2 separate regions of the Mus musculus genome follow, and region 1 is linked to region 2. The links are chromatin loops, found by intact Hi-C in ENCODE. Cell type or tissue: heart. All regions are shown on one strand. Each heading gives the region's core, and the rest is flanking DNA. Links, peaks and the distances in the headings are about the cores only.

The links. Peaks named below come from ENCODE experiments on the same cell type or tissue, not always from the same donor. Only the 100,000 strongest peaks of a DNase experiment are listed, where the experiment ranks them.
Region 1: a loop joins it to region 2, with 2.4 times the contacts of the local background. A loop is called at or near these places in 3 of 42 quality-filtered maps.

What each region holds. Positions count from the first base shown.
Region 1 is chr16:11,142,159-11,146,554 of GRCm38, forward strand. Zc3h7a (zinc finger CCCH type containing 7 A) reads right to left here. Exons shown (of 23, transcript NM_145931.3): 17 at 4,209-4,285; 18 at 3,488-3,621; 19 at 3,022-3,127. Among named protein-coding and RNA genes, the nearest start is that of Txndc11, 9.8 kb to the left of the region's middle. In heart, for the core only: no CTCF peak of the experiment used is centred there; DNase peaks (open chromatin) are centred at 1,763 and 2,078; H3K4me3 peaks cover 402 bases.
Region 2 is chr16:11,219,992-11,224,387 of GRCm38, forward strand. It overlaps Gspt1 (G1 to S phase transition 1), which reads right to left. Exons shown (of 15, transcript NM_146066.2): 13 at 3,221-3,310; 14 at 2,594-2,762; 15 at 1-888. The coding sequence ends at 836. 2610020C07Rik (RIKEN cDNA 2610020C07 gene) reads left to right here. Exons shown (of 3, transcript NR_038156.1): 2 at 3,246-3,364; 3 at 4,134-4,396. Among named protein-coding and RNA genes, the nearest start is that of 2610020C07Rik, 19 kb to the left of the region's middle. In heart, for the core only: no CTCF peak of the experiment used is centred there; no DNase peak of the experiment used is centred there.

The DNA of each region.
Region 1 (4,396 bases), core at 212-4,211, 78 kb before region 2:
CAAAGTGCTAATGACCCCACACCGAAAGCTAACCTTAGCCACAAGTCTAGATCCATCGTGTATCTGAAGATGCCTGCTGCACTAACCAGGTGGGAGAATTGAGAGGCTTCCCACAGCGCTCCTCTAGTTACGTGGGGTTTTAACTAACGACAGGAGCAGGGAGGCGGGAGTAGGAGAATGAAGTGACAGCACTCAGCAGACAAGTGTTCTCTGAGAATCACCAGGAAACAGGCGATCCTCCATCACCAAGAAAGCTCACCCCTCCGTCTCAGCAGCCGGCTAGCTGTGATGCGGGAAAACCCTTAATTGCTAGCTGGGCTGCTCTTCGCCGGAGCTGGCCTTTCCCACCACTTCCCTTACAGAACAGTGAATGCTCAGTATCTGCTTTGCAAAACTCTCAACACTACATTTTCTCCTGGGATGAAAATCAGTAACCGCACATGAAAGCCTACATGCGGCCAGCAGTCTATGTGTTAAGTCAGCTTGATCAGGGACTCGGGTACATTCTTTTTCTTTGTTTTCTTTTGTTTAAGACTTTGAGAAACGATCTGTTTATGTAGCCCTGGCTGGCCTTAAGCCAGGGTAGCCTTAAACTTGTGGTGAGTCTTGTGCCTCTGCTTTCTAAGTGCTGGAGTTACAGGTGTGAACTGCAATCCCTGCCTTAGCCAGTTACTCAAAGATAAGGAACAGGGAGTGCAGGGCCAGGCAGGGCACTTCGTTTCTGAGACTCCCATAACAGATCACTGGCCTTATGGTATAATGAGCCCATTTACCAGATAGGCAAATGAAGCTACAGAATGTTACAGGCCCCTTCTGAAAGAGGGTGTTTCTATTCCCCCCCCCAATCTCTACCACACACATGCACACGCACATACATACAATTTATTCTAGAAAATGGGTCCCTATAACATCTATCAGATGGGTTAGGGTACCAGAGTCAATAAAGCTGCTGAAGTGTGGTGTCAGGAGAGAGCTCACCACATCCAAGTTTAAAGAGAAATCAACAGTCCTGGGCAGTCCTCAGGAACTACACGAAGAACAAGTTATTTGTTTTGGTAGTTCTGGGGATTGAACTCAGGACCTCACACATGCTAGACAAGTACTCTATCACTGAGCTACAACCCAACCCAGTTGCCCTGTTCTAGCCAACTCTCTAATAATACATCCTCATCCTTCAGTTAGAGCAGATCGCTGCCTAGCAAAGACTGGCCTTGTGTCTCGCACTAAGCTTTCCAAAGCTACAAGATGCACACACACAGGCGATGCACACACCCACAGGTGATGCACACACAGGCGGTACACACACACACACAGGCGATGCAATGCTCATTGTGTGCTTCCTTCACTCTCCAGCCACAAAGAGGATGTGTGCCTGGCTTCTCGGACGAGACGTCCTGGCATGTTGCTTGTCAATACTCCACATGTCCCTATCTGTCACATCACAGTGTGACGCCTCTGGACCGTCTTGTGAAAAGACAAGTCCCAGCCGGGCAATGGTGGCCACGCCTTTAATCCCAGCCCTCGGGAGGCAGAGGCGGCGGATTTCTGAGTTCGAGGCCAGCCTGGTCTAGAGTGAGTTCCAGGACAGCCAGGGCTGCACAGAGAAACCCTGTCTCGAAAAACCAAAAAAAAAAAAAAAAAAAAAAAAAAAGGACAAGTCCATAGATAATTGACCTGCCTAGTTTTGGTATTGTCATGGCCACTTAAGTCCCTCCCAAAACAAGAGGTGCCACTGCATGAGTGAAATACATTTGGTGTATGTGCTTGGCTGAGGAGCCAATGGGGCGAAGCTACCATCTGTGGGATTATGACTGAACGCCTCTAAGTCAGAATCCCGCCCAGGCGGAACGATACGGCAGCGCCGAAGGAGCCTCGGTTGGCCCCGGATAGCCGGGTCCCCGTCCGTCCCCGCTCGGCGGGGTCCCCGCGTCGTCCCCGCGGCGGCGCGGGGTCTCCCCCCGCCGGGCGTCGGGACCGGGGTCCGGTGCGGAGAGCCGTTCGTCTTGGGAAACGGGGTGCGGCCGGAAAGGGGGCCGCCCTCTCGCCCGTCACGTTGAACGCACGTTCGTGTGGAACCTGGCGCTAAACCATTCGTAGACGACCTGCTTCTGGGTCGGGGTTTCGTACGTAGCAGAGCAGCTCCCTCGCTGCGATCTAAGTGAATTCTGCTAAGATGGTATGGTGTGGAAAATATGAGTGTACGTGTACATCGCTGGCACTGACGTTCTCTTCTGGGCCACCTTAGCAAGTCTTATATCTTTGAGTGTCTTTGTGTGTGTGTGTGTGTGTGTGTGTGTGTGTGTGTGTGTGTGTGTGTGTGTGTGTGTGTGTGTGTGTTGGGGTGTGGGGTTGAGACAAGGTTTCTCTGTGTCTTTGTGTGTGTGTGTGTGTGTGTGTGTGTGTGTGTGTGTGTGTGTGTGTGTTGGGGTGTGGGGTTGAGACAAGGTTTCTCTGTATAGCTCTGGCTGTCCTGGAATGACCTCTGTAGACCAGGCTGACCTCCAACTTGCAGAGATCCTCCTGCCTCCGCCTCCGCCTCTCGATTACTGGATTAAAGCAGTGTGCCACTTCTGCCTGGCATCTTTGAGTGGCTTTTAGCTTGCATTCCATGTTGTAGTGAAACAACCAAGGTGCAACAAGAAAAATGAGAGCAACTGTGTCTAGCAATGCTGACAAGAAAGGTGGCCCTGGCTTCACCTCCAACTCAGATAAAATAAAAGGAAATCCTCATTCGGTCCCCAAAATAAATCCTTTGAAAGATTAGTTAAATTATGCCCTAACTTTCCCTCAGTTCTGGTTATCTGTTTACTCTGTCTACGTAACCTAGGAAGTAGCAGTCAATATGAAACTGTTAATCACACACATACACCATGGAGCAAGGAAGAAAACCAAACAGCTTCAGTTTCATCCCAACTGAGGAGCAGTACTTAAAGGGCTTTCAGCTTCAGTATGAATTAGCACTACTTTCTAGTAATTGAAAGTGCCTAATTTTAAAAAGTGGCTTAAAAATTACGTATGTACATCAAACTGTAAAGGCATTTGTTTCTTTGTGGGGAGAGGACGGATGTTCATCCACTTCTTACGTTCAAAAGACATCGCTCTCATTGCACGACGTTCTTTGGTCCACCTAAAAAAAATGGAGTTCAGAAAAAACAACACTCGGGCAAAAAACATTACATAAAAAGCGAGCACAGCATGTGCACCCAGAGGGCCAAAGAGTCTTCTCAACCCTTCTAAGAGATGCCTTGCGTGTCTACTGTCTCACCTCCTCTTGACACTTTTCAGCATTCAGTACAAACTAAACAAAGAAAGTGGTAAAGCCAAACAAAATGCTACTCAAGAAATATCAGCTACTAGATCCTCCAGAGCCTCTTGCTTTTCATTGTTACCACAGCTAGTTACTGACTCTTCAGTGTCCTGCTCTCCTCTACTTGCGTGACTGGACCCTATGGAGCACAGGGACTTACAGGCGTCCACACATACTTACGAATGCTGTGCTTTGGCACTGCAGTACTTTCTGTTCCTGTCTGGTTCAATGACTTGGCCATTTCTCAGACACTGAGCACATACAAACTTTATCTCCATGTTAAGTAATCCAGGCATTATTTGATTACCAAGGACCTTGAACAATGAAAGATCAATTATAATAGAAAACACTTTTCTAAAAACAGCATACAAAATCACCATACATTTTGTACCAGCATAGTTGTCTGGCTCTATGACTTGACAAATACATATATGCTGATAGTTAAACTAAACTGTCTCAAATATGCAAAAGCATCTGATAAAATTATTACAGACTTGTAGATGCCAAACCTCAACTGAGAAACTAGTTGTGAAACTCAGTGGCTTTTGGGTGGGTCAAGGAGAACAATGGATAAGCAATTTAAATCATGTAGGACAGACACAAAACTCCAAACCATAACCTATTACCCATACCTAAGAATTGCCAAAGGCAAGACCCAGTGTTTTCCCAAATGAGCTAAACGGGAAAACTGTGTCCTATATCGCTGGAAGATATATACCACAGGCTGCCATATGCCTGTTCATGGCGATCAACCAGCTGCAAGTATGTTTTCCCAGAAGAGTTACCAATGGAATAAGCAGTAAGTAAAGGACTGCAAGTATGACCCTGAATCTATCACAAACCCAGCACCAGCTAGGCAGCTCCGGAAGGCACCCAGCTCCCAGGGAAGAGGGGAGGTTACCTGCACTCCCGGCATGCTTGCTTGCAAACTTCTCCAATATTGTTTGGATTGTTGAGCAATATCATCATGGGAGATACCTAGGAAATGTACAAGTTTCTCTTAAAGAACACATCACAGTACCCACTCATCTGGTCTCAGTCGGCCTAAGAGAATTCTTCGCTCTCCAGGTCTCAGGCCGCCTGACCCAT
Region 2 (4,396 bases), core at 174-4,173:
TAACAAGCTAATGGAGCTGTCCACAGGGATATAGTTTCATTAAGCTTTACTTACAAAGGTGACAGGAATGCTGTTTTATTAATTTGCAAACAACTTACTGTCTTTAAGAAATCATACTAATTGGCAGGAAATAACCAATAGACATAGTTAGTAAAGCAGTGTTAAAGTTGCATAAAGGTGTTTATGTATGCATTAACCATCAATATAAGGGCTCAACCAAAATCCTTCCTTTAATACAAACTTGAGCAGTGTTTGTAAATGCTCCATTCAAAGTGAGTGGGTAGGGAGAGTTTAGAAAAATCCAAGTAATAAAATGTATTCAATTACTTGGCAGTTAAAAAGCTAATGCAACAATGTTACATTAAGATAAAAAACAGTATTCAAAAGCAATTCAAATACCGAAAGGGTTCAAATTGAATATTTTATTAATATGGTAGTTGTCTTTTTAACATGTGCAGACACACTCCCACACTCAGAATCATCTGCCTGGGGGAAAAAGACTAACTATGCCTAAGAAGAAAATGAAAAATAAAAAAATTCCTGTAGGTTTTCATTATTGTAGGCAATTATGTCCACATCACTTACAAAGCTATTGCCAAATCTGTCCAAGGAAGCGAAGTTTGAAAGGGGGGCAAAATCTTGGGAAAATTCAACAGTGGCATAGCAGAGCTCTCAATATGAGAAAGCTGACATAATGTGGACTTTTGCTGTGAATTTTCTTTGCAAAGTATGGGGAGAGGTTTGTCAATGGGCAGAAAGTAAGAGAAGGCGGTGTGAAGTAGGCTTTTGCAGTCAATTTTCCTCACAGTATTGTGCAGGGTCATCAAGAAAATGCTTAGTCTTTCTCTGGAACCAGTTTCAGAACTTTTCCAATTGCAATGGTCTTACCTAGAAATGAAATTGGGGGGTGGGGGGGAGAAATAGAAAACGTCTTTAAGTAGTTAACAGCAATTTATGTAATGTATTAACCAAAAGAAAATTTTGTCATTGTGCAAATTCCTGATTTACTATCTTTGGTTCACCCAAACCATGGTAGTTCATTAGGTCATTTTAAGTGAGTCTTACTGGAAGTGGTGTACAACAGCAGAATACCACTAGATGATAAAATTAATTACAGCACATTCAACAACATGGCTAAACTTAAAAGAATCTGCTAAATAAAGCAAAACAAAAAGGATCACATATATCTGTATAGCAACTAAAAAGGAAACCTATCCCTATGTGATTTTTATAAAGACAGAGCATGTGGCTCAGTGAAAACAATCTCCAGGAGCATGCCTGGGGACTTAAGGGTGTAGAAGAACAAAAACCACATTCATGATTCATTACTCAGGACTCATGAAAAGCCTAAACTGTTATCTTCCTGCATCCTTCCTTTCTTTTCTTCTTCCCGTTAGATTTTGTCAGGCTAGCTGGGCCTTGCATAGAAAGGATGTCTCAAAAACAAACAAGCAAAAACCTGTTAAACCATTAAGTATAAAAATGTCATTATCGGGGCTGGAGAGATGGCTCAGTGGTTAAAGAGCACTGACTGCTCTTCCAGAGGTACTGAGTTTAATTCCCAGCAACCACATGGTGGCTCACAACCATCTGCAATGGGGCCTGATGCCCTCTTCTGGAGTATCTGAAGCACTGGTGTACTCATACATAAAATAAATAAATCATTTAAAAAAAAAGTCATCAACAAGTTTGGAAGATAAAGTGTTTACAGTGAAGCCATGAGCTAATCGAGCTTGTGGGGAAAAAGTAGCATCAAGAGCTTTATTCTGTGCTCTCCACCATGGTTTAATATTGGAAAGTACCTTGTTAAATCAGGGTTATCTGTATTTTCTATTTAACTACAGAGCTTTCTGTAGTTTTCTAGTTGCCAGACATGGGGATTCACACTTGAAATCCCAGCACTCAGGAAGCCAAGGCAGCAGGATTGCAGTGAGTTGGAGGCCAGCATAGGCTCCACTACGAGACCCTGCGTCAAAACAACACATGAGGCTGGGCATACAGTGTGGCCTGTGGAGTGCTGTGGGGCATGAAAGACTCCCCGCACTGGCAAAGGCGAGGCAAGAAGATCACAAGTTCAGGGTTATCAGATCATCTGAGACCAGACAGTAAGTTTGAGGACAGCTTGGACTACTTAAGACCTCATTTAAAAAATAAAATAAAATAAAATAAAACCAACCAAACAAACAAAAGACAAAATCTTAGAAACATTAGACCACAAGAAAATGTTCCAAAACAATCATTCCATTTTCATATCAAGGAATTTTTGGACCATTAGAAAAAAGTTATCAATCAAAGGTAGTGTAGAAATGGATGACCTCCAGAATGTGAATTACATATTAAATTAAAATTTAAAAAATTAAGCCACATAACCCTTCTATTCTTCATACTTACTATAAAAGTCTTCATTATAGAAATGTCTTAGTAAATTTAATTTTTTTCCAACATAGAACATTACTGGTAGTGTATGATAATTCTGTTTATTCAAGAACAGAACATAAATCTGGGGTTTGTTTGAAATCTACTGCAGTAAGAGCAGTACTTACATAATGTTGATTACTAAAGCCTGATATCAGAGACACTGAATAATGCTTACCCTCATCTCTTAAGGTAAAACGTCCCATCTGAGGGAAGTCCTTAAAGGTCTCCAGGCAGATGGTTCCTGCTGTCCTTAAACGCGCAATGCATACTTGATCTTGTTTTACAAAACGGGGTCGAGTCTTACTTTTCTCTCCTGATTTCTTGTCTACCAAGCAGATTAAGGCCTAGCCAAGAAAAGAGGGTAAGAAAAAAATTAAAATGTTAAATGTAAGTAACTCTAAAAATATAAATAAATGTAGCCTGAGCATGGTATTGAATACCTGTAATCCTAATGCTTGAGAAGCCAAAGCAGGAGGATGATAAGTTCTAAGCCAGCCTAAGCTACATAGAGGGACCCTGTCTCAAAATAACAAAAACAAAAGACAGACAGCATGCTAGCTTTTCAGGTAAAAGCACTTGCCACAAAAGTCTCTTGACCTGAGTTTGGTCCTCAAAGTGGAAAAAGACAAATGACTCCAAAAAGTTGTCCTCTGACCTCTGTCCATGAACCACACTCCCTCCTCCCAGAATGGGAAAAAAAAAAAAATCTATTAATAATGCTAATCAGAAGTTATCCGGACACAACATTCTTAAAACCCAAATAACAAATAAACAAATGTGTTATCCTAAAAACCAAACTCACTGTTATTTCGACTTCTTCGATACAGGTATGAATATGCAGCACCGCATTATACCCTGGGCAGATGATGGACTTGTGCTCTATAATCACTATCTGTCAAAATAAAAACAAAAGAAAAGCCTCAGAACTATCTTCAATGCTCTAAAGGTAATATCCCAAGCAGTAACAGTCCTCACTTTCTTTTACTCTACTTCTACCTTGTTATTTTGTTGCTAGGATACTTCAAGTTGTCCAACCTCAGCTCTACGATACCCAGTGCCCTGTATGGAAACGGGCAAGGGCCTGGTAGATGTCAGTTCACCAGGCAGACTAGGAAGCCGACACTGTGCATTACCCATGGAACACAGGAGCACATTACCTAGACGTGAGCTTCCCATAGCTTAACCATTTCTCAATACTCAAGGCAGTCAGTAAACAACAGAATGTATTTGGCATTAAAAAAAACAACAAAAGCTTAAGTCATACTTTTTTGGGGGAAGGATTTAGATTTATTTGAGTTTATGTGTCTTGAGTCATAGTCTTGCCTACATTGTTTTGTCTGTGCACCACCTGCAAACCTGGTACATAAGAAAGTCAGAAAAGGGTGCTGGAACCAATGGAATTGGAATTATAGGTAGTTCTAACCTGCAGGTACTTGGAACTGCTGTGAGAGCAGCAAGTCTCTTAACCACTGAGAGATCGCTCTAGCTCCGGTTTATTTAACAGTACTCAAAAAGTTCTGTTAATGGTACCAGTCATTTGTTCTTACTCTCCCAAGATGGTCAGGTTAAATATAAGCAGACCCAAGTCTAAAACCTTTACAAAGTAAACATTACTTAAATTTTACCAACAAACCAAAAATAAAATGAAATTTACAAGAAAATACTACCTGGTAATTAAAAAAAAAAAGATGTATTTATTTATTATTATATTTAAGTATACTGTAGCTGTCTTCAGACAATCCAGAAGAGCTCGTTACAGATGACTGTGAGCCATCATGTGGTTGCTGAGGTTTGAACTCAGGACGACCTTCAGGAGCAGCCGGTGCTCTTAACCGCTGAATCATCTCTCCAGCCCCTACCTGGTAAATTTTTACAGCATCTTGGAACTGTGAGATACTATAGTTGTAATGTACAAATGAGTCCCTCTGATACAGGTCATGTGGCATGTCACAAATACTCAGGACAAAGGCACTGAAAT